2 separate regions of the Homo sapiens genome follow, and region 1 is linked to region 2. The links are chromatin contacts, found by Hi-C or POLR2A ChIA-PET in ENCODE. All regions are on one chromosome and are shown on one strand. Each heading gives the region's core, a stretch centred on a gene start or an enhancer-like site at or near the end of the contact. The rest is flanking DNA. Distances are from core to core; before and after follow the strand shown.

The links. A loop is a pair of places that touch in the nucleus more often than their neighbours do. ChIA-PET counts read pairs that join two places held with the same protein, here RNA polymerase II (POLR2A). Pooled maps may share reads with other maps.
Region 1: a loop to region 2 is called in a pooled map, with 12 times the contacts of the local background. The contact joins the enhancer-like site here to the promoter of SLC25A33 in region 2. A Hi-C loop is called at or near these places in 4 of 50 pooled maps. POLR2A ChIA-PET finds 5 or more read pairs at or near these places in 2 of 52 experiments (OCI-LY7 and activated CD4-positive, alpha-beta T cell).

Annotation. Positions count from the first base shown.
Region 1 is chr1:9,785,400-9,789,310 of GRCh38, reverse strand. The region is part of intron 1 of CLSTN1 (calsyntenin 1); the gene reads left to right. Among named protein-coding and RNA genes, the nearest start is that of CLSTN1, 37 kb to the left of the region's middle. RefSeq lists enhancers at 65-853, 2,487-2,987. Within about 2 kb of position 1,455, at least 7 of the 41 ENCODE cell types and tissues checked have a DNase peak (open chromatin) inside an H3K27ac peak, as active enhancers do; they include OCI-LY7, where a contact is called at or near this core.
Region 2 is chr1:9,537,186-9,540,945 of GRCh38, reverse strand. SLC25A33 (solute carrier family 25 member 33) reads right to left here and starts at 1,481. Exons shown (of 7, transcript NM_032315.3): 1 at 1,199-1,481. The coding sequence starts at 1,254. RefSeq lists enhancers at 626-755, 1,422-1,716 and silencers at 826-1,185, 1,206-1,725.

The sequences.
Region 1 (3,911 bases), core at 206-2,705, 250 kb before region 2:
TGCACGGTTGGTGGGAATGGAAAATGGTGCAGTCACTATGGAGAACGGTATGGCGGCTCCTCAAAACACAAAGATACAATCACCCTAAAGATAGAATCACCGTATGATCCAGCAGTCCGCCTTCTGGGCATATTCACAAAAGATTAGAAAACAGGGCCTTGAGGTATTTGTACACCAGCATTAGCAGCATTGTTCACAATGGCCAAAAGGTGGAAGCAACCCAGCGTCTGTTAACCAGGGAATGGATAAGCAAAACATGGTATCCTTCTAACGGAACATCATCCAGCCTCGAAAAGGAATTCCAACGCATGCCACAGCAGGGGGGCACCTCGAGGACATTATGCTAATGAAGCCAGTTACAAAAGGATAAGTGTGGTGTGATCCCACTCATATGAGGTACTAGAATAGTCAAATTCCTTTTGTTTTTTTTTTTTTTTTTTTTTGAGACGGAGTCTCGCTCTGTCGCCCAGCTTGGAGTGCAGTGGCGTGATCTTGGCTCACTGCAAGCTCCGCCTCCCGGGTTCACGCCATTCTCCTGCCTCAGCCTCCTGAGGAGCTGGGACTGCAGGCACCCGCCACCACGCCTGGCAAATGTTTTGCATTTTTTAGTAGAGATGGGGTTTCAAAGTGTTAGCCAGGATGGTCTCGATCTCCTGACCTCATGATCCGCCTGCCTCGGCCTCCCAAAGTGCTGGGATTACAGGCGTGAGCCACTGCGCCCGGCCTCAAATTCCTTTTTTTTTTGGAAACAGTCTCACTCTGTCACCCAGGCTGGAGTACAGTGGCATGATCTCAGCTCACTGCAACCTCCGCCTCCTGGGTTCAAGCGATTGTCCTGCCTCAGTCTCCCAAGTGACTGGAATTAGCATGGACTACCATGCCCAGCTAATTTTTGTATTTTTAGTAGAGATGGGGTTTCACCATGTTGGCCAGGCTGGTTTCAAACTCCCAACCTCAGGTGATCCACCCATGTCGGCCTCCCAAAGTGCTAGGATTACAGGCATGAGCTACCGCATCTGGCCTAGAATGGTCAAATTCTTTATTTTTATTTTTTTGAGACAGGGTCTCACTCTGTCATGCAGGCTGGAGTGCAGTGGCACCATCTTGGCGTACTGCAGCCTCGACCTCCCAGGCTCAGGTGATCCTCCCACCTCACCCTCCCAAGTAGGCGGGACTACAAGTGTGGCACCACCATGCCTGGCTAATTTTTGTATTTTTTGTAGAGACGGGGTCTCGCCAGGTTGGCCGGGCTGATCTTGAACTCCTGAACTCAAGCGATCCACCTTCCTCAGCTTCCTAAAGTGCTGGGATTACAGGTTTGAGCCACCACGCCGGACCCTTAGTCAAATAGTCAAATTCACAGAGACAGAAAATAGAATGGTGGCTGCCAGGGGCTGGGGGAGGGGAAATAGGAAGTTAGTATTTAGTGGGTGCAGAGTTTCAGTTTTGCAAGATGAAAGAAGTTCTAGAGACGGGTAGTGGTGGTGACGGTTGGATGACAGTGTGAATGTACTTAATGCTATTGGCCTGTACACTTAAAAATGGTTAAGATGGTAAATTTTTATACTGTGTATTTTCCCACATTAAAAAAACTTGTTTGGAATTTGGAGGAAAAATTAGAAGGCTCACGCCTGTAATCCCAGCACTTTGGGAGGCCAAGGCAGGTGGATCACGAGGTCAGGAGATCGAGACCATCCTGGCTAACATGGTGAAACCCCGTCTCTCTAAAAACACAAAAAATTAGCCGGGCACGGTGGCAGGTGCCTGTAGTCCCAGCTACCCGGGAGGCTGAGGCAGGAGAATGGCGTGAACCCGGGAGGCGGAGCTTGCAGTGAGCCGAGATCACACCACTGCACTCCAGGCTGGGCGACAGAGTGAGACTCCGTCTCAAAAAAAAAAAAAAAAAAATTAGAAGGCTCACTTTAAGCTTTCAAAAGTTGCAATTGTAGGAAGTGAGGATTACTTTGCAGGTTCTGTTTCAAATTCATATTTTTATCAACCATAACACAAGCTCTGAGAGGGCAGGGGCTGTTTTACTCACCATTATTTTCTTGGTACCTAGAAGACTACCTGGGCCTCGAGAAAGACGGATGGATGGATGGAAGAAGGGGGAAACAGAAGCCCCTTCTTCTGGATTCTCCTGCCCTGTCATTCCTCCTTAGCTCTCAGTTCTAGTTGGGGACAGCCCCATCTCCGTGTGCGGGAGATACCTAGACTCTAAACTGCAGTCTCAGCCCAGCCCCTTCCCCTTCTCTTCTCACCCCTGCAGCCACCTCTTCACCCCCAACTTCGTTCTTGGGACTCTCCTGGCATCCTACCCTGAGGCTCATGTGCAGGGTCTGGTCCCCTTGCTTCCTTCTTAGTGTTCAGGGTGGGATGTGCACCAGGGAGAAGGACATAGGGGTTCCTCCTCCATCTGTTCCTGCTCATTCCCTGGTCTTTTCTCATGATGCCACCATGCATGCCTTGCGCTCCCCAACACGAGGAGCCCGATGTAGCTCTCAGGCCCTGTGAGCTGGGTAGTGGTGAGCCCATGCCCAGCCATAGACCGCCTGGTGGCGGACAGGCAGGTGTCCCAGCCTGTGAGCAAGAGAGTGGATCCAGATGTGCAGAGCTTGCAAACAGCTCTCACCTTTGTTTTTTTTTTTTTTTTTTTTTTTTTGAGACGGAGTCTCACTCTTGTCAGCCAGGCTGCAGTGGAGTGCAATAGCACAATCTCAGCTCACTGCAACCTCCACCTCCCGGGTCCAAGCAATTCTCCTGCCTCAGTCTCCTGAGTAGCTGGGATTACAGGTGCCCACCACCACACCTGGCTAATTTTTAGTGTTTTTAGTAGAGACGGGGTTTCGCCATGTTGGCCAGGCTGGTTTCGAACTCCTGACTTCAGGTGATCAGCCTGCCTCGGCCTCCCAAAGTGCTGGGATTACAGGCATGAGCCACCGCGCCCAGCCTCACCTTTCGTAGAACAGCTGCATTGTGTGTAACAGTATGTGGTGGTATGATGCTTGTCCTGGGAAAAGTGAATAAATGCAGGGAAAGTTTCACTGTACTATTAAAAAACTCAATTGTTCTGTTAGCTTAAGAATTTATTTGACACTTAATGTGTGTGTTTTTTGTTTGTTTGAGGCAGGTCTCGCTCTGTCACCCAGTCTGGAGTGCAGTGGTGTGATCTCAGCTCACTGCAACCTCCACCTCCCAGGCTCAAGCGATTCTCATGCCTCAGCCTCCCGAGTAGCTGGGAGGTCCCAAGTAGCTCCCAAGTGTACCACCATGCCTGGCTAATTTTTTCCTATTTTTTGTAGAGACAGGGTTTTATCATTTTGCCCAGGCTGGTGTCGAACTCCTGAACTCAAGCGATCCACCCACCTCAACCTCCCAAATTGCTGGGATTACAGGCATGACCTACCGTGCCCGGCCTTAATGTGTTTTTATTTTAAAAATTAACTTCAAGCTGGGTGGGGTGTCCCACACCTCTGAGACAGAGTGAGACCCTGACTCGGAAAAAAAAAAAAAAAGAAATTCACATCAATGTAATGCACAAATTATTAAAGTGGCTCTTTTAAAGTGTACAAGTGATTTTCATGTAGACATCATTGGTTTTCCTTAACGGGGTGGATGTCAGTCAGTGGTTCTCAAGGGAGGAGGGAGGAGGATTGCCCCCAGGGGATCTTGGGGAATGTCTGGAGACACTTCTGGTTGGCACATCTTGGTGGGGAGGCCGCGGACATCCAGTGGTTTTGAGGCCGGGATGCTGCTGAACGTCCCACAATGCACGGGACAGCCCCACAGCTAAACATTGTCTGGCCCAGAGTGTCCAGCTGTTGAGAAACCCTGATCTAAATAATGTCTAAGCTATGTATTTGGTGTTTCAATCAGCCCTTTAAAATTTAGTTTGTTTGGGATTCTGATGA
Region 2 (3,760 bases), core at 232-2,731:
ATGAATGACAGGGAAGAGATGAATGAGAAACTCTTCCAATCTATGAAGACCCACCGAAGTTTTTGGTTAAAGTAACCTGGTGACTGCCCACAATACAAGTACAAAAAAAGCTCAGGGACGCTTTCATCAGTCATCTTCCAAGATAAGTTTCTCAACCATTGTTTGTTGTAAGGAACATATCCAGGTAGGAATCCAGGCTGCAACTACTCAAGCCAAGATGATCATCCCAGAATAAACTATTTTATGCAAAATATCCTACACTCAAAAATTCCTGTGCCAGGCCGATGAGGTCCTCAAATTAATACTCCAAATATCTGTAAGACTCCGAAAGGACCCCAAGCCACCGGCTGTGATAAAGGAAAAAAGAAAATTACTAATACTCAAAAATATTTTACCTTCTATTCTCGGCGGGAGGTGACAAGGGGAGGTGGCGAGGGGTACCATCTCCCTTCCTAACCGCAGAACTCAACCTCCTAAAAATGCATTGTCTCCGCTGGAAAAAAGGTGCCTGACCATAGACCTAATGCAGCTTTCAAAACAAGGAACACCTTACAATTCTGCGGTCTCTGGCGTTGGAAGCGTCTACCAGCCGGCGAGAAGTGTCTCAACACACCTTCCAGACCTCATATGAGTTCGGGTCCCTGGCTTAGCCACCCCGCGTGTGGCCGCAAGCATCACCGTTCACCAGCACCACCCAGGCCTTGCTGACGTCCAACGTCCGCAGACCTTTTTGCCCGTCCGGATGACCTCCCGCGCTGCCCTGAGGAACCTCGGGCACACCCGAGCATCAGCGATCCTACCACGGGCTCTGAGGCGCTGCGCTTCGGGAGAGGCCCCAGGAGAAGGGGGCGGGGGAGGGGGGGCCGCGCCACAGCGTCCAGGCTGGACCGCCGCCGAGCACCACTCACCGGCCACTGACTCTTCAGAATGGGGAAAAGCTGGGGACGCCGCGGGGAGGACGGGCGGCGGGGCACAGCCGCCCTCGGGGCTGCGGTCAGGACGTAGGGGTGAGGAAGGCCCGACCCCCTCCCTCGGCCCTGCCCACCAGTCCCCGACGCCGGGACTTCCTCCTCCCGAGCGCCGGCGCCGTAGCCCGGGGAAGGCCGGTAACCGCCGCGGGAGGCTGGGGCCGCGCCCGGGGCGAAGGCCGAGGGGACCGCAGGCGGTGGGGCGCGCGCGGCTGGGCCCGGGAACTCACCCGCCGGCGAAGAGGTGAAGCAGCGTGTTCTCCTTCTGCTGGCCGCCCGTCGCCATGGCCGCGCCGGCTCCGCGGCCCGTCGCCGCCCGGTGGCGAGAGCGCGTGGCGGCTCGAGGGATGCGCGAGGTCGCCGGGTCTTGTCTCCCCGCTGCCCTCAGGGGGCTGCCGGCAACGCCTCCATGCGCGCGCGGGCTCCAACGCCCGGCTCTGCTCGGCCCGCGCCTTCCGCGGCGTGGCCGCCGGCGCCTCACCGGCCTCTGCGGCGCGAGCCCGGCGGGGAGCTAGAGCCCGGCGCGCGGCCGTCACGTGGCGGGGGCCGGACCGTGACGTCACGGGCGCGCGAGTCTGGGGCGGGGCGTGACGGGGGTGTGGACCCAAATTTCGAGCGCTCATTGGTTAGGACGCGGATGTGGGCGGGGAGGTTGCGCAGTTCTGGGGCGGAGCCAGCCCCGAGCGAATGACTGGGGAGAGGGGCTGGCCTAGGCCGGAGCGTGGAGGCAGTGGAAACTGGCTGTGACTGACTGGTCCTCGCTCCTCAGAGAAGCCTCGCGAGGCCCTAGGCCTTGCCTTATTTTAAAAGTTTACTTTGTGATATTTACGTGTGCAAAAGGTGTACAAATTACGTGTTACATCTCACACCTCTGTACTCACCACCCCGTTTAGGGAAACAAAAACATAATCTAAAAATCTATAATCTAAACAGCCTTAGATAATCAGTGAGGCCCTCACGGTGGCTCACGCCTGCAATCTCAACACTTTGGGAGGCCGAGGCGGGCGGGCGGATCGCCTGAAGCCAGGAGTTACAGACCAACCTGTCCAAGACGGCGAAACCGTGTCTCTACTAGAAATACAAAAGTTAGCCGGACGAGGCGGCGCACCCCTGTCATCCCAGCTACTTGGGTGGCTGAGGCTGGATAATCGCTTGAGCCCGGGAGGCGGGGGCTGCAGTGAGCCAAGATCTTGCCACTGCACTCCAGCCTGGACGACAAAGCGAGACTCTGTCTCAAATAATTAATAATCATTATCATTATGTGGATTTTTGATCTCCCTATAAGTAGTAGTATATGCTGCGTATATTTTGCAGTATGCTTTTTGCTTCTTTTCTGATCATCTCCAGCCCAGACCTAGATATCCAAACTGCTTCTCTCAGCCTATGTCACTGGGTCATTGTCATACTCAACCTGACATCTTCTAATCTCCAGGTCTCCCCCAGATGGAGACTTTCCTGGCCGCCTTTGCAGCGCAGTCTGTCACACGACTATAGAACCAGGGCTTCTGCAGTTAGTTTGTTGATTTATTTAAGTTGTCCTTCCCATACAGGAATGTAAGCTTCAGGAGAGCAGGGACCTTATTTCTTTTGTTCACAGTTGTTCCTGACACAGTACCTGCCACCTAGTAATGCCCAAGGAGCTAATGAATAAAGGTCCCAAATTGAACTTATCATTCTTCCCCTCCCCCAAACCTGCTCTACCTCTATTTCCTGTCCTGGCAGTGACACCACTGACTGCACAGGCACCAGTGCCAGAAGCTTTCCTGTTACCTTGGACTATGTCTCTCTGTCTGTCTCTCTCTCAGCAGACCACCATTCACCTGCAGAACGTACCAACCCTTTCTCTTCCGTCTCTCAGAGCTCCGGAAAGCTGTACCTTGACCAGAACAAGCAGTTAGATGTCCTGTGTGTAAACATAGAGAGCTTAAGTAGGAGGGAATTGTGTGGAAACGTGGGAGCTAGCCAGCCAATCTGTATTTGATTGCTGGGACTCTTTAAATAAAAACAGCTCTTAGGAGCAGTCCTCCAAAATGCAAATACAGTGGTTACTATTAAAGCCATTGCTCCCAGGCCTAGGAGAAGGGGAAGCCATACTAGGGCATGAGATATCTGAGAAAAAGAAGTAAAGAAAACCCAGCACAGTGGCCCACTCCTGTCATCCCAGCACTTTGGGAGGCTGAGAAGAGTGGATGACTTGAGTCTAGTAGCTCAAGACCAGCCTGGATAACGTGGCAAAACCCTGTCTCTACAAAAGAAAAAAAAAAGTAAAAATAAATAATTTTTTATTTTTATTATATGTTTTTTTTAATTTTTATTTATTTATTTTGAGATGGAGTCTTGCTCTGTCACCCAGGCTGGAGTGCAGTGGCACGATCTCGTCTCACTGCAACCTCTGCCTCCCGGGTTCAAGCAATTCTCCTGCCTCAGCCTCCTGAGTAGCTGGGATTACAGGCATGCACCACCACACTGGGCTAATTTTTGTATTTTTAGTAGAGACAGGGTTTCACCATGTTGGTCAGGCTGGTCTCAAACTCCTGACCTCGTGATCCGCCCACCTCAGCCTCCCAGAGTGCTGGGGTTACAGGCGTGAGTCACCGCACCTGGCCTATTATTTTAAGAGGAGGCCTCATTCTGTCACCCAGGCTGGAGTGCAGTGGCACCATCTTGGCTCACTGCATACTCCACCTCCCAGATTCAAGCGATTGTCCTGCCTCAGCCTCCTGAGTAGCTGGGATTACAGACATATGCCACCATGCTTGGCTAATTTTTGTTGGTTTTTTCTTTTTTTTTTT